Regions from separate parts of the Homo sapiens genome. Here region 1 is linked to region 2. Evidence: chromatin loops called from intact Hi-C (ENCODE). Cell type or tissue: heart right ventricle. All regions are shown on one strand. Each heading gives the region's core, and the rest is flanking DNA. Links, peaks and the distances in the headings are about the cores only.

Region 1 (5,389 bases), core at 337-5,336, 56 kb after region 2:
TTAATATGGTATGGTTTAGGGCATAATGACAGGAAAAAAAGTTTGTACATAATCAGTACAGATGCACTATTTTTCCTGAATATTTTTGATCTGAGGTTGGTTGAATCCCATGGAGGGTTGACTGTACTTGATTGTTTTTCCCCTAGTGGGATATAATTTACATACCATAGATCTTAACTGTACAGTTTGCTAAGTTATAACAAATGTACACATCTATTAATCCACACCCAAATCAAGGTATTGAGCATTTATAACCTCAGGTCTCTTCCCAATAAATCTCCCACTCCCTTTCCAGGCAACCATTGATGTGATTTCTATTATAATAGGTTAGTTTTCCCTGTTCTTGAACTTCATATAAATAGAATCATACAGAATGTATTTTTTTTAAGGCTGACTTCCTCCTCATAACATATTTGTGAGAGTCATCTATGCTGTTGTGTATTTCAGTAGTCGTCCCTGTTTATTGATGAGTATTGCATTGTAAGGGTTTATTACAGTTTAGCATGTTAATGGATATGTGTCTCCTCTGACTAGAGATGGGATGGGATCCACATCCAGTGCTGCCAGCTGTAGGAGTGAAGGATGCAAGGGCAGGAGCCAAGCTGTCATTAAAAAAACCAGTAGAACACTTTGTTTACTCTGTCCACTACGTGTTAAAAATACTTGGTGTGGAAGTGTTCAGTAGTTCGTTCTGTTTGTGTCAACATTGTTTTATTTTTTAAGTTTCCTGAGATCAGAGGAGCTTGTTGTCCATTAAGTTGTTCTAATATGATGATAGGTTAAAGCTGTGTGCCAAGTCCATTTAATTTTATAATAGGATTGTTTGTTATAGCAAATACTTTAGAAATGTTAGTTATTTTTAAAGCCATTATTAGTCTTTATTATTACTGATTATAACATTTCATCATGTGGATTTATCATATTTTACTTAATTGTTGCCATATTGTTAGATCTTTAGTTGGTTCTGGTTTTTTTTCTACTAAGTAATGCTAAAGTAAAAGTCATTTATGTATCTTATTCCATTTTTTGGACTTTTTTCTCAAGGTAGATTTTCAGAAACATAATTTTAGGGTCAAATGTTTTAAACGTTTATATTTTTTGGTATCTATTGATCAATGTTCCTTATTTGTTTTCTAAGGGAGTTGATTAGTTTACAGTGACAGCAAAAATATGCTAAGGGCCAAGGCTTACTGTACTTTAGTTTGAATATATATTGTCTGGAAACATTTTGTTGTTTGAATTGGGAGGTGCTAGAAAGAAAAGTAAAAACATTTTGTATTATACTTATAAAATGCACTCTCATGGTTCTATATTTGATAACTAATGAAGCATCAAATACATTTCTCATTTTTGTATGCTATGTTTCTTTTTTTGCAAATTTTCCCTGATTACATCTTTTATGTTGAGAATATTTGATCAAAAAAGGAAGCTACCTATATTGTGAATGATCTGGGATAAAACATCATCTTATGCGGGAGAGACTAAATCTTGGTGTTCAATTCTCATGAGGTAGAATGTTCAATCCAAGAAAAAAAGCCCTGAGTCAGAGCTGATGTGCTACATGGTCATTGCCATGCATTGTGTTAAATCGTTGACTGACATTTAATTTTTCAATAACCTGAAAGGTAGGTGGTGTCTTCATTATCCATTTGACCCACTCTCAAATAAGTCGGACTTTTAAGAGAAACCTTGGGTTAAAAGTAGTAGAAGTAGCAACTGGAAAAAGGATAGTGTAGGAGAGATGGCTTTCAGTCTGCCTGAGGCTGCTTTGCCCCCAAATTTCTTCTCTCCATACTACCTTTGCTTTTCTACTTCATTAATTATAACATTGGAAATGCCACCAATTGCAGTTGTATTCTGCTTAAGAGTCAACCTCTCTTAAAATGTTAAAAACCCCTAGAAGGGGATTTATTCTGGAAGATCTTGTGTTATTAGCTATTAATATGACCTAATCAGACAGTTTTTTTTTTGTGGTGGGGGGAGGTTGTTGTTTTTGTTTTTTTAAACTCTGTGGGACATACCTATTCCTAGGGGTGGAGTGTTGGGAGGAGGCAGGCGAGGTTGCATGTGGGTTACAGGAAAGAAGGTGGAAGAAAGTTTCCTTCCTCTTTCTGGGATGTAGGGGGCTGGCCCGGTGCAGAGTTTTGACATAGGAAATGCTTGTCCTTGGCATCCTGCCATCTCCTTATTCATACTTCTACATCTCAAAACCCTACTCCTTGACCGCAAAACCCAGCCCTCTGCTATGTGCATCCAACCATGACTCTCCACCCAGATCTGCCTTTCTTGTCACTAAGCGTTTCATCTTCTAAACACATCACCCTTGCCTGCCTTCTCCCCACACTCCTCCCCAAGCTCCACCTTGCAGGATAGCTATGGCTAGCCGAGTCAAAAACAACAGCAACAACAAAAGCTGTCTTTTCATGCTTGCATGTTTTCTTAGATATTTAGAAGTTATATATATATGGAGCAATCGGACCCTTTGGTAGTCTCTTCCTAATAAACAAACTGCTAATGGCTCAGGATTTAAAAGACATACTACATAAATTATTTCCCCCTATGGAATAAATGCCCAAGCTGAAAATAAACTATAGATCCTAATAGCCAAGCAGAAGGAGTATACTTGTCTAAGCAAAACATCTTCTATGTAATTTGGCTTGTCAAACAATGTGAAGTAGGATGAAAGCAACTTACTTTAAAATATGCAGCTGATGTGAGAGTGTCACACAGATGTTAATTGTTTGGCTTGGGTGTCTTCCATTTCTCATGCTCTACAGTGTCTTCACTGATCAGTGGTGGCTTCTCCCCTCCATTTCTTTGTTCATTGCAGAAAGCATCTCCAAAGTAAAAAATGTGCAGCCTTTTATTTGTCTCCATTGGTTGGAAATCAACATATACAAATAAAAAAGCTTTTTTTTTTCCCTGTTTTTCAAAATGACAACATTTTAAGTTAGATTTATTTAATCAGGGGCTATGTCCTTCTACTTCATGTTTCTCCAAACACTTAAAACTGTTGCTGTTCACCGAACAGGAAGAGTAACGTGTAGAGCCTGGTTACTGTTCTACAAAACACTGGCTTGATGATCAAAGGCCTTTCAGACTCCAAAGGCCTTTCAACACGCCAAAGTGAGGCAATCTCTAGTGAGTGGTGGGTAATATTTCCCAGAGAAGCCACAGTCCATATATAGCTCCCCTTAACCCTTGTTATATTTGTTAGCATTGTAGAGATCCAGAAAGACATTCCTTTACTTGCTCCCTGACTTTCTTTTAAATAATATTTGACCATTTAAATGGTACATAGAAAATGCACCACTTAACAAATACATAAAATTTAACAAATATGTAAAAATAAATAGGAAATGTTCATATCACACCTAACCAGAGATAAAACGTATTAACAATTGTGGTATAGCCCTCTAATACTGTCTGTTGTTATGCACACATGTGTTTACCCAAAAAAGGGGTCATACTGTAGATTCTTTTAGAAACTAGCTTTTTATACTAAATGTATTAGAAACATTTTTCCAAGTCATTAAATATTTGTCTACTAGATCTCTTTTAAGAGCTGCAAAATATTCAATTTCATTGATATTATAGAATTGACTTCATTTTTCTCTTGTTATTGGACATTTAAGTTCTTCTCAATTTTTTATAATTTAAACAACACTATAATTAATAGTTCTATAGCTAAGTATATTCACATTCACAGTTTGTTCCATTGTGTAATATAACAGCTTGGGGTCCTTCTGCAAGCAAGGCTTACATGCAGTTCATTTATTTGGGAAGTGATCCCAAGGAGCCACAGTGAGTGAATGGAGGACTTGAGCTGGAAAGGAGGGAAAACCGGTTCATAGGTGCAGTACAGATCTGGCCATAGCTACATGTGACAGGACCTTTGAAAGCCTTATAACATATGTCTCAGAACTGTCTTCTAGGAGAATACCAGGGGGAAGTATTTCTCTTCCTTTGATCCGTTCTCCACTAGTCAAGGGTGGTCCCACAGCATTATTTCCCACATGCTTCCAGACTATGTGGGTATGAGCCCAGTGCATCACTGAAGGCCTAGGATAGGAAGCCAGAGAGAGGTATGGCCGGGGGCTGGGGTGAGGCCCTGTTACGATACATCTTCAGAAAGGTGGTCAAAGCCTGCTTGGGCCTGGTTGCCGCAGTGGTGGGTTGGGCAAGAAGTAAGGCTGAGAGGATTTGTAGTAGGATACAAGAAGTGTCTGGTACATATACATTCCTAGAAACAGAGTTTGTAATTTTGTCTCAAAGGACATGCACAATTGTATCTCAAAATAGAAATACACATGGGAGTCATAAAATTATGTTCAGGTTGATTCATTTATGAGGTACACATTCTGAGACCTGAGGATGTGGCAGGGGGTAACAGACGTGATCCTACTGCCACAGAGCTTACATTCCTTTGCAGGAAGACAGTAAACATGGGAACAAATACATAACATCAGTGCTGACAGCAGTAGGTGCTGTGAAGCAAATGAAATGAAGCAGTGCTGTTAGTAGTGACTTGAAAGGGACTGAGCCCATGGTGAGAACACCAGGGTTCTCATGATTTTAGATGGCACACAGATAAACTGAGAGTGAAGAGACTCAGGGTTGGGTTGATGGAATAGAACTAAAGGAGAAGGATGTAGGAAGGAGGGGCGAGGGCCTCTTTACATTCACTGTCCGCTTTGCATTTTTCCTAGAGGCAGATGTACCCAAGAGAGATATTTTGGCTTTTGGAGTGTGGCCTTCCCTCAGTGTATATACTATATGGAATTTAATCACTCTTAGATTCTTAGAAAATATTATTAACATTCAAAATATATATCAAATTATAATTGCTCCATCTTTGATGTTTTGGAATATACTTCAGGATCATAGAGTGCCTTGGGGTTATTTTTAATCAATCTCAGTGTTAACACTAGTGCAACTCTGCACTAGATGGAAATTTCCATTAGATGGTGGCTGGGGGTTTATTTTATCAATGTAATTCTACTTCATATGAGAAGCAGCACTGTTCAACTGCTCCTTTGCTTTAGAGAGCTCAGAAAATAAGTTTCAAAGACATAAATTTATTCATTGGACCTTTTAGTTACAATGCCCAAGATATTTTTGTGACCTAAATAGCAAATTAAGAAATCACCTCTTTACATTGCTAGGTGTTTCTCACATTTGTTACCGATAGTACAATTTATCCACTTCAGTAGAAAGTAAGCCATGGGATTATGATAGCTCCAGATTAAAGCACATTCTTCTTTTTCAGTGATATGTAAAACCACAGGATCAGAATTATATTAGATATTGAAATATTAGAATATTAAATCTGATCTCCTAAATCAGGGTTTTCCACATTCTGATCACTTGTAATCATTTGTGGGCCAGC
Region 2 (5,389 bases), core at 75-5,074:
ATGTTAACTTGTAGTGGTAGAAGGAGTTGCATTTAACTGTATCTGAGTTAGTGCTATGTTTTATAAATAAAGCATTTATTTAGATTTTATGATATCCCCCTTGTGTGTAGGAGCCAATTTGTATGAAAATAAGGATGACAGGAGTCTGATGTGTGAGTTAGGCCCTTTAATAATTCAAGAAAGTCTGTACAATTAAGCATCTTATGAAAAATAGTTCAATGGAAAGTATAATTCAAGATTGCATATATTTCTATGAAAGCCTACCGTTACTCCTTTATAATACTTATCGCAATAATTTTTACTTATTCAATATGTCTTCTATGTCTAGATTCTAAGCTAAGCAGATTCAAAGTTCCATGGGAACAAAATAGATTTGTCTTGTTCACCACTAAAACTCATGTCATATTTAGCACATGGTAGGTGCTTGGTTCATATTTGGTTAAAGGAATATGTATTCTTGGCTACTCAGAATACGAGGAGCCTATACTGAACAAGTTATCTTTTTATCCACCAGAAGCAAGAATTCATTACTTCCACATCTAAAAATGTTATCTCACCCCTCTTTTCTTCTATCCGGTTTTTGTTTACTAGAACTCATCATGACTGCTTTTACCTCATGGCATCTGTTGTTTGCTTTTCCATCTGTATCTTAACTTTTGCCCATCATTACTAGCTAATGACTTTCTCTGTGTATTGAAGTCAAATTCTCAACAGAGACCCTACCTGGTTTTAATTAATGAGAATTATTGGTCTTGGACAGAGTTCTCCTATCATTGGCTGCTCTCAAGTATAGAAATTGACTGCCCTTGGGTCAGGTGGCCATTTTTGACCTAATCAGATATGGCTAGGGTGATCTGGTTCAGAATAAGTTTATCTGTTTGTAAAGAACAACAAGGACTTATTCCCTCAGTAGATCTTCTGGGTTTAAGAAAGAATGGGGAAAGCTGGCTTTCTGAGGCTGGGGCTGCCCAGCATGCCCCAAATTACAATCATTAATATTTGCTATGTGTTAGAGGGATACAGTGTGGGGTATAGATATAAGACCCTATCCTTGCCCTCATATAGCTCACAAACTAGAGGAGGCAGGCAAGCAGATTGAATATAGAGTAATGGTATTGCTGGAGTTGAACACTTTGTGCCATGGGAACATGCAGGACAAACACTCAGTCTGGACTGGGATTGTGAAATAACCTCCATCTTTACTGAGGTTTCTCTGTTCCAAGTATATGTTAAAGAGAGGAAGTTCTGTGTCACAATGATGCCCTTCAGTATCCTTTTTTTAAAAAAAATCTTGTTTAAAAGTTTCTAAATTAAAACCCAGTGAAGGCATTGAGCATATACTCCTTTACCTAAAAGACATTTTGTTTTCAAGTTTAGGAAGAGTACTGTTCTTTGACTTTCAGGTGTTTTCTCCAGTGAATATAGTGAGTGTGCCAGAATCATTTGATAAGAACAGTTACACTACCTGTAATCTGAGAGATGTGGCTTTGAAACTGGGCTGACATTTAGGGAGCACTTCCTTGCCTGTCCTCCTTCAGAGTTCTACTACTCCTTCATTTCACAGCAGTCCTAACTACTAATTGTTTAAGCTCCCTCTTTCATTCCTGGAAATCTTGATTACATGGCAGGGAGGACTTCTCGCAATCCATCATTCTAATGGAATCTTCAATGAGGATATATATGGATGAGAGAAGCCCTCTGGAACACTATGCTTTATCCATGACTATTGATTTCCACCATTTGCTTCAAACTTTCATCTTCTGCCACTGTCTTGCATACTCTTCTTTTCCAGTCAATTCTCCAGTAAAATCTGTTCCAGACAATAGCTTGAAGGTTGGTCATCGGGCCTGAAGGCAATATACACCACCCTGCATATTAGCACCCACTGAGTGAGAGTATAACCCTACTCTAGATGACCATCCAATGCTGAAGATGATGATGCTATTCTTGGTATTTCGATTCAGACCCAAGATGAGCCTGAGAGTTTGTATCCATTTGAGGAAATTCTTAATCACCTAAATATCTCTACCAATAGTGTTCATCATTAAATACTTGCTGTCTGGCACATAGTGCTTTTTTAAAATTATTTTTTGTTCAATAAATGAAAGCAGTTTTAGTGGATCGGTTCAAGAGGAGTCTTTGTATTAGCTTTGTTTAGTGTGGAGTTTGGAACTGAAGAAGCATTTAATAATTAACATTTTAAAGTGTAGACTACGGTATATCAGACCTTTCTGGAACACTCCCTAGACACTGAAATGCGGCAAAGACACTGCATTGGAAACCTCCGAAAGAGTCTGTATCCTTGGCCAGCAGATGGCATTCTTATACTATAGTTTAGAGAAAGCAAGTAGCAAAAGGTAAAGAAGCACTTCTTAATGATGAAGTGACCATCTACCTCCTTTTTCCCTTCCCCATCACCACATAACCTTATCTCACTTCCATTTTATCCCAGGCAACTATCTTTTCCATCCATCCATTCACCCTTCTTTAGGTGCCTAGAGATGTCTTGCTACCATTCTCTCTAGTTGCTCATAGGAAAATATCTTTTGTACTTATTAATAGTCAATCCATAGAAATAGGACAAGCCACATAATTTTCAGGGCCCTGTGTAAAATGAAAATGCAGAAGTTGTTCAAAAAGTATTGAGAATTTTAGGACAGTAAGAAAAGAGCATTAAACCAAGCACAGGGCCCTCTGAGCCCACACAAGCCATACACCCATGAAACCAGCCATACTTTATAATGTAAATATTTCCCTCTTCCCATCCTACCTTCCATTGTTCTAATGTCCTGTCCCCTGTGACCCACACCAAAAAGGCTGCTTAAGAAAGGAAGGAATCACTAAATGTCATTCAGACATCATAGAATCTTAGCACTGAAAGAAAATTTGGAGATCTAGTTCAATCCTCTCATTTTAAAGATGATTAAACTACATTCCAAAGAGATGAAGAGACTCTCCCAAAGTCCCCAGCTAGTTATGTCACAGACTGGACTGGAACTAAGTATTCTCATCTACCAGGCCAAGGCTCACTCTCTCACGCAGACTCCATGAGAGGTATTTTAAGAAAAGAGTTTTCCCATCTACTCAGGATATACTTTGCCCCATTTTCTCTAGAGGAGAAGGGTACATGTTTATGTTACATTTGAGTACCAGGTATATGCCAGGCATTACACTCGATGTTTTATACATAATACCTCAATTGCAACAAGCTCAGAAAATCATTACATTTTCCCCATTTTTCAAATGAGAAAAATAGAGAATCAGAACTTGAATTTTAGTCAGTAAATGGGCAGACAAGAATTTGGGCAAGTCTGTGATTCTAAAACCCATTCTTTTTCACCACATCATTCCTAAATTTTAGGAAAGCTGAGTCAGCCTGTGTTTCCTGAACATTGGTCTTGTTTTTGGTCAGCTCTGGGTGATTTGGGGACTCTTTCCAGGCTATGTTCTTCAAATTTACCAGGTTTGCTACTGCCTTGGTGTCTTTGCTCCAGGGTGTTTCCTCTGCTTGAAACACTCTTCCCCCAGATATTTCATGAAAAACAGGACCACGTGTTGGAGAGGTAACAGGGCATCTGATCATATAGGGTCTTACAGGTCATTGTAAGAACATTGGCTTTTTCCTCTGAGTGAAAATGGAAGCCATTGCAGCAGTTTGAGCAGATAAGCGATGTGATCAGATTTAGATTTTTAAAGGATCCTTCTGGCTGCTGTGTAGAAAAAGAGACTAAAGGGGTGGAGTAGGGAAGGTAGAAGTTCTTGGGCTTTTTAGAGAGTTGTAACAGTAATCCAGGAAAAAGATAATGGTGGCTCATACTAAGGTGATAGCAGTGGAAGTGATGGGAAGTGGTTGGATTCTGGAGTTATATGTGTATGTAAGTACTATATTTTTAACTTCTTGTTATGGAAAATCTCAAATACATACAGAAGTACAGAGATGAATATAATGAATTCCTGTGTTCCTATTCAGTGAACCTATCATATGTTATTATGTGTCAGGCACTTTGCAACAGCTGCAAGAATTGCCAACTTGTATCAATCTTCCTCCCCAACCCTAGATTGGGGAGAAAGCAATTTGAAGCAAATCCCAGATACCATATTGCATGTGTAAATATTTCAGCTTCTACTACTCCAACTGCTTCTGACTGCCCCGACATTCTGCTATCTACCCTATGGTTACTGCTTGTTCATAGTTTCAGGTACTCATGACTTCTACTTATTGTCTGCTCTATTTGTCCTCTTTAAGCCTTTTTCCTTGCTATCAACTACTAACTGTGTACTTCTCAAATTCAAACTCCCTAGAAAGAGGTTCTTGCAGGTTCAGTTAGTTGTCATTTTTCCTTCTACACAGAGCTCATGATCTGGCCAAATTGTGGTAGATTGGCTGCTCTTGGGTCAGGGACCCTCTTTTGGCCAAGCAGGGTGGTGTAATGACAAGGTTGGTTTTCCCGAAAAACGGTTGTTGAAATGGAAGTCACTTAACAAATAATAGGCTGTTCTCCAATACTAATAAATAGTGGAAATTTAATTCTAGAAAGGATATAAATGGTGAAAAAAGTCAGCCTGCAATGAGACTAGAAATAGATAAGTGTCTAATCACTCAACACCATTATTTTACAGTCTGACCTGACTCATTTAGAGTGCTATTCTTGGGTGCCACTGAGGAATTAAGGACATTTTTTTTCTTAATATATTTTTGTTTATAACAGGCTGAGTAATAGCATAGATCATAATGATCTAGGCTGAAAGTCAAGACCTACATTTAATTCTTCTGTTCATCATGGACTTTGTACAATATTAGACAAGCTAATAAACTTCTTTGTGCCTTTGTCTCTCTCAGTTTTTGTATTGAGATTAATACCTGCCTTTTCCTGATTCATATATGGTAGACACATAAGATTAGAGGGATAAAAATACATTGAGCTTTTATGAAGAGAAGCATGTGAAAATCTAAATAATTACTATTTCCTATGTGAAGATTTTTATGAAATTATAAAATGAACATAGATTTAAGGTATTTTTATATAAATTTAAGGAGTACAAGTATAGTTTTGTTACATTGATATATTGCATAGTGGTAAAGTCTGGGCTGTAACCATCACCCCCTGAATAATGTACATTGTACCCATTAAGTAAATTATCATCGCCCCCTGCCAACCCTCCAACTCTTCCAAGTCTCCAGTGTCTATTATTCTACACTCTGGTGTGTCCATGTGTATACATTATTTAGCTCCCACTTATAAGTGAGAACACGCAGTATTCAGCTTTCAAAGATTACATACTCTCTATTCATTTTCATCAGGTACTCAAACATTTTTCTTCCTACATTTTAATATATATGTCATATGTATATACCACTTAGAACAGTGTGTGGCAAGTAGTAAGAACT

The links. A loop is a pair of places that touch in the nucleus more often than their neighbours do. Peaks named below come from ENCODE experiments on the same cell type or tissue, not always from the same donor. Only the 100,000 strongest peaks of a DNase experiment are listed, where the experiment ranks them.
Region 1: a loop joins it to region 2, with 2.6 times the contacts of the local background. A loop is called at or near these places in 11 of 110 quality-filtered maps.

What each region holds. Positions count from the first base shown.
Region 1 is chr4:119,368,390-119,373,778 of GRCh38, forward strand. It overlaps the pseudogene KLHL2P1. Among named protein-coding and RNA genes, the nearest start is that of LINC01061, 40 kb to the right of the region's middle. In heart right ventricle, for the core only: no CTCF peak of the experiment used is centred there; a DNase peak (open chromatin) is centred at 2,232; H3K4me3 peaks cover 1,575 bases.
Region 2 is chr4:119,312,246-119,317,634 of GRCh38, forward strand. FABP2 (fatty acid binding protein 2) reads right to left here. Exons shown (of 4, transcript NM_000134.4): 4 at 5,005-5,389. Among named protein-coding and RNA genes, the nearest start is that of FABP2, 7.2 kb to the right of the region's middle. In heart right ventricle, for the core only: a CTCF peak has its summit at 2,308 (motif pointing right); no DNase peak of the experiment used is centred there.